Linked DNA regions of Mus musculus: region 1 is linked to region 2. A link is a contact called in ENCODE Hi-C or POLR2A ChIA-PET data. All regions are on one chromosome and are shown on one strand. Each heading gives the region's core, a stretch centred on a gene start or an enhancer-like site at or near the end of the contact. The rest is flanking DNA. Distances are from core to core; before and after follow the strand shown. Region 1 holds the start of C230035I16Rik (RIKEN cDNA C230035I16 gene). Region 2 holds the start of Trim27 (tripartite motif-containing 27).

Region 1 (6,777 bases), core at 2,561-5,060, 2.3 Mb after region 2:
AAATAAGTATTTTTATTTCCTGTTTTATTTTAAATGCAGGCAATCATCAGGGAAAATTTTAAGGTCTTCACTGCCCTGTCCTACGGTGCTGTCCTGTCTCTTTAGGGCCTCCTCTCTTTATTAAAAGTGAGAGGAAACGTCAGTGATACCATAGACAGACAATACCATCCTGAAGCAGAGCTCTTGCCCAGTTCACCATAGAAACGCGGAAGATCAAGATTGAATGCAAAAGCATGAGACACGAAGCTTGAGAAGCTTTTGATGTGTGTTTTAGGTTGGTTCCTGTTGCTGTGTTAAAATACTATGACCAAAAGCAACCTGGGGAGGAAAGGGTTTATTTAACTTAACCGTCTTGATCACCGTCCATCATCAGGGAAGCCTGGGCAGAAATCCAAGCAAGGCCAGCACTTGAGGGCAGGAAGCGAAGCAAATAACATGGAGGGGTGCTGCTTAAAAGTTTGCTCACTATGGTCTGATCACCCTGCTTCTTATACAACCCAGAACCATTTGCCCAAGGGTGGCATCACCTACAGTGGGCTGAGCCATTCCACGCCAATCATTACTTATGTAAATGCTCTACAGACTTGCCTGTAGGCAAATCTGATAGAGGCATTTTTCACAATGGCGGTTTCCTCTTCCGAAAGACTAGCTTGTGTCAAGTTGAGAAAAACTAATCACGGCATGTATTTAGGAATGTCCTGGCCCATGTTATATTGCACAATTATACTGGATCAAATAAACATAACATAACATATACTTCAAACTTAATACATTTAATCACTCCATTTTTATTATGCTGCTATGCTTGGTTAGCAACACCTATGGTGCCGCTCAGCTTCCTGGTTCCTAAAACAGAAAAATGAGCACCATGGGAAAGCATCGGAAGCCATACAGGAAGACTTTCATTTGTTGGAGTTTATAAATTTTAAAGTTTATTAGTTATGAAAGGCTAGGAGCAGAGACTGCATAGGCAAAAGGCTGGAGAGCTGAAGGAGGGCTATAAGGAGCTGGCACAGTCTAGGTGCACCAGAAAGCCTCTGAGAAAGAAAACCAAAAACCATAACACCAGCAACAAAGTCAGAAGCTAGAGATGCTTACAAGCTCTGCCCAGATGCTCCTGCTTCAACCACTTCAGTTGCTGAGATTCCGGGCGTGGGTCTCTACACCCATCAGCTGTCATTTTCAGAGATTCCTCCTCAATAGACTCTGCTGGTAGTGGGGAGGAAAAGAGGGAAACAGTGACCAGTCTCTCTTTTATAACCTTACCCCGACCTTTTCTCAATACTACCGTCCCAGATAAAACGACCACATATTCTAGCTATGTGTAGAACCGTCACAGGTGGGGCAGAGTGTGGTGGGGACACACTATGCAAAGGGACTGAACTGATAATTACGTTTTGCTTTGGGGTAAGATTGGCCTGGTCTCATAAATTTTTTGCTAAATGTCAAGACCAAGGGGACCCAGTGGCTGTTACATATATCTAATTCCTGGTTTAAAAACAGAATACAACGACCCATCAAAACACTCCCTTCCTTCGAGCCGGACTCGAACCAGCGACCTAAGGATCACCAACGTTAATACTCTACAGTCCTCCGCTCTACCAACTGAACTATCGAAAGCCTCAGAAATAGGTACATATTTACTGTATATATACTCATATACTCTGCAATAGTGTATATACTGTCTATATATTCTGCTCTACTGAGCTATTGAAAGATATATGTAGTATATACATAGTAATATTATATGGTCTCGATTTTGCTTTGTTGATGTTATAACTAGGTGTTCTCAAACATTGGATATATTCTATATAGTGATGCTCATGGTTTCCTGAGTATATATAAAAAACAAGAAAGACAAAAAAACTAGTAAGATTCCCTGTCCTTGACCCTTTCCTAGACGTTCTGTAGCCGCCCTGTCCTTTCTGATTACCTCCTTTCTCTTAGATTTATCTAGATTTGCTAGATAAATGATATGGTTACATCAAGTACAAGACCACCAGGGAAGCCAGTTGTGGGTTGTAGACAGCCATGGCCAGTGTATTTTGGTGCTTGGGTATTTCTTCCTGAAAGTCAGGATGTGGCACCATTTAGCAAATGCCGAAACTTCAGTGTGAATTTTAAGATATTCCTCATCTTCGACCACAACTGAGCATTTGGGAAGTTAACAACCAGTCCAGTATTACTGGAACCCAAAAATTTGTTCCTGCTGGAAACCTCTTACAGCGAGTGTAGTCACACAGCAGATGGATCTGAGCCTTGGAAATGGGCTAGTCTTTTGATCCTGTTCCATGCCTACACTTCTCAGTCATTTGAAGGATAAATAGAGGTCAGATTGGGCAGATTCTGTCTGATAAGAAGGAAGAATCTAGACAGTGGTGAGTGTCAGCTCAAGTCTGACTATAAGAGGAATAACAGTGGGTTTCGTTATACAATTTCAGCATGTGAAATTTAAAATCTCTTATGTGGAGGGAGTTTCTTCCCACAGAAAACCATTCTCTTTTTGTCAACCCTGACTGTAATAAATAAGCAAAAGAGAAAAGCTAGTGTTGCGGGTGGTCTAAAGTCCCTGGAAAGACCTCGTATGGGCTTTTTGCACAGTTCAGAGACATGGGGTCAAATTTCGGGATGTGTGTTTCTTTTTCTTTTATTTCCTTTCCCTATTTGTTTATTCATTTATTTCTTCATATTTACAGGACTTGTTTTCTAGCTCTGACTAGCTGGTATTCATGAAGCTATCCAGGCAGGCCTCCAACTCACCCCCACCACCCACCCCCGCTGCTGAGATACACCACCCCACAGCTGGCTCTAGAATCACTGACTTAAATGTTTCACTTTCTCTCTTTTAGTTCTAATTATCTTGCTCCGATTTTATTGAGTTTTAAAGAAATAAACATTAAGCCCACAAGCAGAAGTCTTTTTGACGAACTTTCAAAAGAAGAGGCAATTGGACTTGTGCTTGTCTGCTCGAGACCTCACCACAGCCTTATCTGGAACCTGGAACGGGAACCTGGAACCACACCTGATACTGGCACTCCGTAAATCCAAAAGGAAAAGGACAAGTTTGCATTCTCCCTTTTTGCAAATTTTTTTTTAGGCCAAAATCATATATGTATCCACTTCTAATCGAAGGTAATGGAACGTTTCTGAAAGAAAGCAGAAGGATCATGACTCCGGGGTCATCTTCAACTACACAGTGAATTTCGGGCCATGGCTCTACCTCAACAAAATTACCAGTTTCTCGATATTTTCTTTGGAAAAATTAATTTTGAAACTCCTCGAAACAGTGCCTGCAGGGAAGAGAAATTAACCAGGACAGACCCTTTCACTTTTGGCCATGTGGCCTCCGGCAGTGATTTTAAAAAAAGAAGAAAAAAAGAAAGGAAGGAAGAGAAGAAAGGAAAGAGAAAGAAAGAGAAAGGAAAAAAAGGAAAAGAAAAAGAAAAAAAGAAAAAGAAAAAGAAAAAGAAAAAAGGAAGAAAACAGCCAGACAAAGGACTGACCTTGATGAGCGAGCCTTCTGGAGCCGTAGAGACCAAAGAATCGATTTCTGGATACTGTCGTAAAAGTTAGAGGACCTGAGGGATGTGAGGATTGGTGCAGACCAAGGAGTGAGTCAAAGTCGAGCCCAGGGAACTAGATTGCTTTTCTCGGCCGAATGTTTAATTCCCATCTGGCATCTGGATTCTGTGCACAAGGTCCCAGCACCGTTGTTTCCGTGCTCTCCGCGTCCTGGTCCATTTGTACGCACCCCTGTGCGATTCCCAGAACTGGCGGTACCGTCTTTCATTTATAGAGGGCGCAAGTAACCCCGGGACTGTTCCGTGACAACCAAGCCACAATCTCACTTTTTGCTATGTAAAACAAGATGGCCTCAAAGAGGGGGCAATTCTCCTGCCTTAGGACTTCTTTCTTCCCCTTCCCTGCAGTTCTGGGATTATAAAACACCAACCCTAACTCAGGAAACTCTTTCTTAAATACTCCATTTTACTTTCTCCACTTCAGTTTTTATCATCTTGTTCGGATTTTATTAGACATAAAAAAAATCATATCAACAAACACACTAACACCCCCTCCACCCCACCCCCACCCCCACCCCACTCCCACTCCCACAATTTCTGTTTGATGAGCTGAAAATAACAGCGAGCATTGAATTACATCCAGTTATCAAAAGGGAGTAAGGTAGCAGCCACTTACCATCAGAAGGGGAATTAGCTCAAATGGTAGAGCGCTCGCTTAGCATGCGAGAGGTAGCGGGATCGATGCCCGCATTCTCCAGTTTTGCATTTATGCCTGTTTCTTTTCCCATCATACCCTGCTAGAACAAGAACAACCAAATCCGTTACTTCTAACCTCTATAGTTAAATTTCAGAAGTTCTCTCAGCAACCCGGAAGGGCCTAGTTCCTACCACACACTGTTCTCCAGGAAATGGCTTGGAGCTCTGGAGTTGGTATTTCCTGTTTTCCTATCAAGTTCTCACAGCTTTCCCTTTGTTAACGCGCAAACGCGTTCCCTTTGTTGAGACAGGGAAGCGTATATAGCGGTGTTTGGATCTAGGTCGTTTGCTTTTTTTGTTTCAGTTCAGTTACCGGCACTGGAATATCCCGGAATACAGCCCAAGATATGGAAAGAAATGTAGGACCAGCTCTTGTGGGTTGGAACTTACTGTGCCTTGCAGAAACGCCTAGTCCAGGACTATCTAATATATTTTATATCCGAGGCCCAAACGTTATCTTTAAAGAAAAAAATTGAACTATTTTCTATCTTTCTGAAAATTATTTGCTTAGAGAAAAGTTCTGACACATGGGATGGAAGGTACAAGAAATTGCAAGCACAAAAACCCTTGTACAACTTTCGATATGTTGAACTGAAATCTTTGTCAATTACTTTGTCTTACTTAATATTAATCTCTCATTGACACGATTCTACAGGTAACTGATTTTGAGAGCAGGAGTAACGCAGTTTAAAAGGATTAGCACAAAATTAGCAAATATGCGCTACTGATAGGTGAGATTTTCTTTCTTTTTTTTTCTTTTCTTTTTTTATTTTTCGAGACAGGGTTTCTCTGTATTTTCTTTGAACTAAATCTCCTCTTGCATTTCTCCCCTAAAACTGCCATTCCGTTTCCAGCAATGCCATTTGTTTTGTTTTGTTTTGTTTTGTTTTGTTTGTTTTTTAAGAGAAACGCTCTAGCAGCGTTTTAAAGCCCTTGCAGCACATTAAAATCGCCTGTATAACTTTTTAAATTCGCATCCCCTAGGTTGTAAAATGTCTCCAGGTCATTCTGATTTACACCAATTTCCCCCCAGACTCTTGAAACAAAACCATCGTAACATAGTTAAACCAAAAGCTTGAAGGAACAGGATTTTCCTCCTGCCGTGAGGTGATAGGAAGATGCCTACTGAGAAACTTGAGCCTGAGGTCCAGCTGCTGAGAACGCTCTGACTACTGGAGGGCGCGCGTGCCCCACCGATTAACCACAGGACCTGTATTCACTCTCGGCCACTGGGCGGGTTCAGGAGCACACCCGGCCCCAAACCTCGTGTCTACAGGTCGTCGCCGGCCCCTTTATTCCAGGGCACAAGGATCTCCAGGGGTGGGGTTATGTGATCTATGACGTCAAAGCCTGCTTGGAAGTATTAAAAACTATTACAGAGAACAAATTATAAAATCTACAGTCACTACTTTGCACATCGAGAGTAGTATTGAGGTCAGTCAAATACGAAAAGTCCCGCTCAATTCTTTCGGAAACGAGCTCCCAGACGCTAAAAAAAACAAGGGTTCCTTCGAGCCGGATTCGAACCAGCGACCTAAGGATTTCTAGAACAATGACCTACAGTCCTCCGCTCTACCAACTGAGCTATCGAAGGATCCACGTGTACTTGCTTCCCTACTTGGGATGCCATCTCTGCGTGATGGTTAGAGTTGTATCAATCATTGTGCAAGTAACAGCTGCCTCTTACTTTTTAGTTTGCATTTATTCATTCTCTTATTTTATTTCAGTATCTCTTCAGAGCCAAATTTCTGTGACTTGGCCCCTGAAGAAAACGGAAGTTTGAAAACCAAGGAAACAGAAGCAAAATTATTAAGGGCTTTGAGAGGACCAACTTTTATTGCGAATTTAAACAGCTCGTTTGCCCCTGTTTGTCAGCAAGATTTGAGACATGTTAGTCTGTAGTTGCAGCAAAATTCTATGGTTGGTCCGGATGTGGTTGAATACACTTTTAATCCCAAAGCCAGGGAGTCGGGAGCAGTGAGATCTTAGTGAACTCCAGCCACAGCCTGTTCCACATAGTGAGTTTAGGGCCAGCCAAAGTAAAAGCCTGTGTAAACAAACAAACAAACAAACAAACAAGCAAAGGTGAGAAAGGATAGAATAAGATAAAGATGAATAAAAATAAGACTATGGGAGGAGAAACATACCAAAACGTCCTTTAACTGACATTGGTCTTTGTCGATTAACAAGGAGACCACATTAGCTCTTAATTAAAAAAAAAAAAAAAAAAAGACTGTCAAGATGAAATTAATATAGTTTTAAATTATCAGTCTCCATGCTGGGTTCAAGTAGGATTCAAATGCAAATTAATTTGATGGTATTAGAATTCCTTTCGGCTTCCCTGAGTTCATGAGGAACTCCAAATGACTCTTACTCTTCCTTACTCACGACAGACACATCGGACATCAGAAATCTGTCTTATTATTCTTCAGAGCCTACTAAAGATCGTTGTGTTGCTGTACATTGGAGTCACACACATAGGCAAACAATCCCCCACCAG
Region 2 (6,701 bases), core at 2,911-5,410:
GATTCAGTTCCCAGCACCTACTTTGGGTGGCTCAAAACTACTGGCACCTCTAACTCCAAGGTATCCCACACCCACATGCACAGATACATGCCTTTTTTTTTTTTTCTTAAGATTTACTTATTTATGAGGACACTGTAACTATCTTCAGACACACCAGAAGAGGGCATCCGATCCCATTACAGATGGTTGTGAGCCATCATGTGGTTGCTGGGAATTAAACTCAGGACCTCTGAGAGAGCAGTGAGTGCTCTTAACCACTGAGCCATCTCACCAGCCCACATGTAAATTTTTTTAATGTAAAAAAAACTTTAAAGTTTTTATATAATGAGGTCTAAATATGTATATTTCTAAGTGGGAAAATTAAATGGACACATTGCCACAAATATATGACTATGAAATAATGTCACAAAACTCAATTTTAAAGTTTTATTTGTGTGGTGGTTTAAATGAGATGTTCCTCATAGACATTGAATACTTGGTCTTCAATTGGTGCTACTGTTTGGAGAAAGAGGTATGGCCTTGTTGGAGGAGGTATACCACTGGAGGTGGGCTTTAAGAGTTTAAAGATTTGTGCTATTATAGGTTTGCTCGCTCTGCCATTTCCAGTTCACACATAAACATCATGTGAACAATCTCAATATAAATTCAAAACTGTGCTGTGCCAAGGAATCTCATGCCACCTTCTCTTCCTACACCCTCGACACTACTGGCCAATGTTCTGTCTATAATTTTGATATTTCAAAACTATATGGAGAGGATGGAGAGGTTCTATGGTTAAGGGCACTGGCTGCTCTTCCAGAGGACCCAGGTTTGATTCCCAGCACTCACATGGCAGCTCACAACAGTCTGTACTGCCAGTTCCAGAGGATCCATGTGCATGTCCACACATGCTGGCAAAATACTCACACACATAGAACTAACAATCCTTTAAAAGGGGGTGCAATGGTACCCCAATCATTCCAATCACTCTCCTTGCTCTTATTTACACATGAATGCACACACACACACACACACACACACACACACACACACACACACGCGCGCGCGCGCGTGTGTGTGTGTGTGTGTGTGTGTGTGTATCCTTAGCCACAGTGTAAAGATTTGAACATAGGATCTTTCCCATGCTAGGCACGTGCTCTCTCACTAAGCTGTAGCCTCCGCGTGTTTTCAATCCCCCTCCCCTCCTCCTCTCTCCCTCTCCCTCCCCTTCTTTGTCCTCTACCTCAGTGGTTCCACCAAGTTGCTCAAACTGGAAGTTGTTCAAACTGGCCTTAAACTCGTGCCCAAGTTGGTTTCAAAATTTTGATATTTGATTGATTTGATATTTGACCTCCTGTGCAGGTCAGGTTTGAGTTGATGAGTGTATTTATGTGTCCCTGTGTGTATATACACATGTGTGTTTATATATGATATAATTTTTGTTTTGTTTTTTATTTTTTGTTTTTCGAGACAGGGTTTCTCTGTGTAGCCCTGGCTGTTCTGGAACTCATTTTGTAGACCAGGCTGACCTCAAACTCAGAAATCAGCCTGCCTTTGCCTCCCAAGTGCTGGGATTAAAGACGTGTGCCACCACGCCCGGCTGTGTTTCATTTTTTTTAAAACTTGGTCTTCACTTACAAGAGGATTAATGGAGTGCGCCACCACGCCTGGTGATTTGACCAATTATTGATTGAGATCTTTAAAGTTTTGTTTTCTTGTATTGAGCTCTGGGTTGTATGGATGTTAACTTTTTTTAAGTCTTTCATATATTAAGGATACTCATCCCCTATCAGATGACTAAACAATTCAGAATTCTTATTTTGTTCCCATAAGTGTATAAAGGTTAGCAACTATACTAGGTATTGTTACCATATGTGGTTTTCCCTGGTGTCATTCTCCACCAGCCCACCAGGATAAAGTGGGCAGAGCCGATGAACAGGGTTTCAAAAGGCTTGTGAATACAAACGGAAATGACAGTCCAGCATCAGATCAACTTTATTCAGGGGAACCAAGGGCTCTCTATCGTTGCAGAAGGAAGTAGGGATCTCCAGGGTGGACAAAGGTCACTGGCTGAAGGCTAGGTAGAGATGCCTCATTAGCCTAGGGAGGCATTCCAGGAATCTCAGGTGCTTGCTGGACAGGTTTTTACGTGGAGGAAGGAGAACCTGTAATCTCACCACTGCTACGTGCAGTTCTTCAGGTAGATGGTAAGGGGGAGGAGGGCATTTCTAAGCTCTCCAGACAAGGTCAGAGAAGAAGAAGCCCTGCTGACAAAGGGAGTCCACCATTTTGTACCAAGCTCAGTGGTTTTTGGTAATGTCAGATATCAACCTTAGCAGCAGGGTTTCTCTGACAACTATAGTTGATTAAAAAAAAATTCATAGCAGCAATTTCATTCATCTAACTACTGAATCATTTCCAAGTCATTTGCAAACAGATAAGGTATTGCAATAATTTAGGCCAAGGTGGAGGAACAAACACAAAAACTGCGTGGATGGGTCTGAGACGAGCACTTGCCTAGCTTAACGTCCTGGGTTCGAGCTCTAACACTGAAAACACTGGAAATGAGTAGGCAACTCAGCCATAAAGCTCATGACAAGCCTACTAAATTAGTGGAGAAAGAGAAAACAGTTATCGCTTGAGAAAGGAGGGAGCCTGTAGCAATCCTGGAAGGGGGAGCGCTTCCTTTCCCCTACTTCCTCCACCTTGCCCTACTTACCTGGCTTGTCCAGGCCATCTGCCTTGAGGTTAGGAAAGCAGAGACCGCATGAGCCCTGGATGACAAAGCTAAAATCCAGAGCCGCACTGATGACCTAAGAACACATATCTGCCACCTGCATTTTTCATAGTTCTACACCGGCTTGCAAAACTGAATTCTTCCTTCTGGAGTAAGACTGGCACTTTCAATTCCTTTCAACTTCAGTTTTGTAGCAGAGTAGACTACAGTGTAGCCTAGGACAAATATTCTACCATTTACTGGAAGTGTGCTGAGTTGTTTTGAGCCTGGAGTTTCAAAGAGCAGGTGGGGAGAATGGAGGTTTGGATGAGCGAGACTTGTTAAGTACCTCGGATTTCTTGTCCCATAGGGAAGAATCAAGCAGAATCCAGTGAAGTGATGGCCTGGATACAGAAATTCCCTGTTGCTCAAACACAAGGGCAGGCACGGAGTCAATCCCAAAGGAGAGTAGGAAAGGCCATGGCATAAGTGACAGCGCACAGAACTGAAAACCTATTCTGTGATAAGAAACCAGGCTACAAGACCTCCTCCGGTCATCACAGGACTCTCGATTGGGCAGAAACAAGCAAGTTTTAGGTTCTACTCAATGTCATTCGATGTACTGGGTGCTTCATTTAAACTAGCGGATAAAGATCTTTATGCTCAAGCTGTGGTTTGTTTGTTTGTTTGTTTGTTTGTTTAAAAAGGTGTAACTCCTTGATGGGGAAAATTCCTGAAAGCAATAGGGTATGGGAGCTCAAGGAGGGCACTGAACTAGATTGCTGGGAGTAAGAACTTATTAGAAGAGTTATTAACGTCATGGGCAGAAGGACAACACTACAGTGGACAATCAGAATTTTTGGCCCCAGCGCCGCAGGGCCCAGGCTGGAGGTGAGGGGTGGGGGTGGGGGTGGGGGTGGGGGAGTGTTCTGAGAATGAGGCCCACGTGGCAGAATCCGGGTTGTTTCTTCGAGGGTCTCATAGGAACCCACAGCCACGTAGGTTCCTCAGCAGGTGGCAGGGAAGACGAGAGAGAAGTGTGTCGCCAGGCAGCCCTTTGACACGTCGGGTCTGGCTACTCACTTGAGGAAGTGAGACACTGGGCACCTGAGGAGCCTGAGAAGAAGTTAGGGACTCACAAGCGGGCTCTCGGTGGGGTGGCTCCCTAGTAACGGTAGAGCTAGGGAGATGGGGGAGGACTTCATGGTCTGGTCAGCACTCTGGTCGGGATTCGATCGGTCCCCATTTCACACGAGAAGAAAATGAGGCTCGGAACGATAAACCGATTTACTTTAGGGTGGAGATAGAACTGGGCTTCTCCGTTTCTGCCCCTGAGAAAAGTTGCTGATGATTAAACCCTTTTCTAGCGATTGTTAACGCCTGGAGCTGGGTGTGTCACACTGGGAGGGGCCTAGCTGGTCTCCCCGCCCAGCTTTCCGGCATTTATGCAAAGCCATCTTACTTTTAAAGGAGCCGAGGCCTAGCCACTAAGAGGAAACTCAGCAGAAGACTACGGGCCCACAGACGCTTGGAGTGACCCGACGCCACTGCCAGGGGACACTCTGCTCCCACTGCACGCGACAGCCACGACCGACTCCCGGGCTGGGTGCCGGGGACCCAGGACTGTGCAGAGGAAACCCGCTTTCCCGCCCCGAGAGAGCAGAGCGGCGCGGGAAGCCAGGCCCCGCCCCCGGCCCACCTCTTCCGCTCGGCCCTGAGGAGTCTGCGCGGCCGCGGGACCCCTTCCGACGCGGCCACGTTGCCCGGTGAGCCAGCCCGCGGCGCCCGGTTCCCGACTCCCCTCGGCTCGGCTCTCAGCCGGGCTCCGGGGCCCAGGCCTCCTCCCCGTGCTGTCGGTGAGGAGCAGCTGTGCGGGGACGGGTCTGGCCGCCCGAGAGCTCCGCGCGCGTCTGCGATCCCCGCGCCGGAGGCCCCGCCCCGCTCCGGAGCCGAGAAGCGGAGCGAGCGCGCTGAGCTCCGACAGAGCTCGGCTCCGGGCTCATGCCCTGCGGCCCAGCCGGCCCGCGCCATGGCCTCCGGGAGCGTGGCCGAGTGCCTGCAGCAGGAGACCACCTGCCCCGTGTGCCTTCAGTACTTCGTGGAGCCTATGATGCTCGACTGCGGCCACAACATCTGTTGCGCGTGCCTGGCCCGCTGCTGGGGTGCCGCGGAGACTAACGTGTCGTGTCCGCAGTGCCGGGAGACCTTCCCGCAGCGCCACATGCGACCCAACCGGCACCTGGCCAACGTGACCCAGCTGGTGAAGCAGCTGCGCACCGAGCGGCCGTCGGGGCCCGGCGGCGAGATGGGCGTGTGCGAGAAGCACCGGGAGCCTCTGAAGCTGTACTGCGAGCAGGACCAGATGCCCATCTGCGTGGTGTGCGACCGCTCGCGCGAGCACCGCGGCCACAGCGTGCTGCCCCTGGAGGAGGCGGTGGAGGGCTTCAAGGTAGGGCCGGGCCGGCGGACAAAGGGGCGAGCCGGGGGCTTCCTGGTTTGATACCGAGAAAATGGCGAGCCGGACGTGGGGCCCACCGCCGTCATTTCCTCCCTGTCGGCTGCGGAGCCTCCGCACTCAGACTGGGAAGGAGAACCTGTAGCTGGCGAGGCCAGGAGCACCCCCACCCCCACCCCGAGCGCCCCTGCTAACCGCCTCTACGCGTGCCGCGACTGGGACGGCGCGAGGAGACCCTCCCTTGACAAAGGAGATGCACATGGAGCCAAGTACACTTCCATAGGCCTTGAACGCCTCGAACTCGCTCTGACCCAGGATACCAAGCCAGACAGTCACTGTTGGCTGGCTGAATTCACATCGAGCAGTGCCCATCACTTAATCTGTGTCCCCAGCACTTCCCTGTAAACCTGTTTTAGAACTGAATGGAAATGAACAGAGCTTTTTACTGCTTAAGTAAATCATTTAGCCACTCTCAGACTCGGGAGATGGCTTATTGTGAAGGGGAAGTGAACTCACAGGACCTTTGTGGAGTGTTGAATAAACACTGGCACAGCTACACAGTAGTACGAAAACGTTACATATAAAGTAGCTCTGAAGTGATAATGATCTTGAGGGCTGCAGGGATCTATACCAACAGAGTTATATATTTGTTTAAGTGTGAGTTCATCCAAATGTCAGTCACGTTTACAAAGCTGTCACCTGTATCATTTCACTCGCTGGAGATAAGTTGTAATTTAGTAATGTTTACTGATTCTTTGAGGAAAATAAATCTTTTTTTTTTTTCTGTATTCATCTGAGAAATAGCTTACCTTTTGAGCCTCCTTACCCAGATGTCTTGTAACCGCTTCTAGGAACTGGTAGGTGGCTAGAGTTTAAATAACAAATTGCTAACACACTTGCTGGCCCCTGTGCTTTGGGCTCTTCCCAGGAGTGGCATTATGGTCTGAGAAGAGAGTCCAGCGGGGCCTTGGCATCTGTAGTTTGGGTTCATGTGTGAAAAGCAGAGTATTCTGATGCTGAGATCTGCAAAATCTTGAACTGGCCGACTATTTACTTTCTTCAGGAGCAAATCCAGAACCGACTGGACCACCTAAGAAGAGTGAAAGACTTGAAGAAGAGACGGCGGGCACAGGGGGAGCAGGCCCGAGCTGAGCTTTTGGTAAGGGTCCAGATCTCCAGCCTGCAGAGGAATTGATTGCATTAGGATAGTAAGCTTCTGAACTGCTCTGAAAATCCCTGACAGTTCTCGGCCTTGGCAGGGGTGTAGTGAGAAGCCTCTAAGCAGAGCCTATCAGCTTTGGGAGGTTTGTCCAGAGAGAACTAGCCCCTGGGAATCCCGAACCCTGGGCCTGCTTCTTGGGTCAGACACTAGCCAGTTTAAGTGGAGTGGGTGCAGGCTTTCCGGGCCTTAATTTCTTTCTGTTGGAATAGAGGTCAGACCTAAGAAACCTGTGGATCTCCAGCAGCCAGTGCTGCCGCTTCTTCCCTTGAAATACGTGTTTTGGGTTGAATCAGAGACAGTGTGTGGAAGTGAGACGAGGCTGCCAAGTG

What was found. A loop is a pair of places that touch in the nucleus more often than their neighbours do. ChIA-PET counts read pairs that join two places held with the same protein, here RNA polymerase II (POLR2A).
Region 1: a map of v-Abl transformed pro-B cells shows a loop between it and region 2 (5-fold over the local background). The contact joins the promoter of C230035I16Rik here to the promoter of Trim27 in region 2. A Hi-C loop is called at or near these places in 23 of 37 maps with a recorded cell type or tissue (CH12.LX, Patski, T-helper 1 cell and 9 more). POLR2A ChIA-PET finds 5 or more read pairs at or near these places in 1 of 5 experiments (Patski).

The regions. Positions count from the first base shown.
Region 1 is chr13:23,427,207-23,433,983 of GRCm38, forward strand. It overlaps C230035I16Rik (RIKEN cDNA C230035I16 gene), which reads right to left and starts at 3,811. Exons shown (of 4, transcript NR_015492.1): 1 at 3,504-3,811; 2 at 3,023-3,146; 3 at 1,099-1,206; 4 at 770-846. It overlaps n-TAagc13 (a tRNA gene), which reads left to right and starts at 4,206; the gene lies at 4,206-4,278. n-TYgta6 (a tRNA gene) reads right to left here and starts at 1,620; the gene lies at 1,532-1,620. n-TYgta7 (a tRNA gene) reads right to left here and starts at 5,871; the gene lies at 5,784-5,871. It also overlaps Gm40833.
Region 2 is chr13:21,175,771-21,182,471 of GRCm38, forward strand. Trim27 (tripartite motif-containing 27) reads left to right here and starts at 4,161. Exons shown (of 8, transcript NM_009054.3): 1 at 4,161-5,144; 2 at 6,214-6,309. The coding sequence starts at 4,725.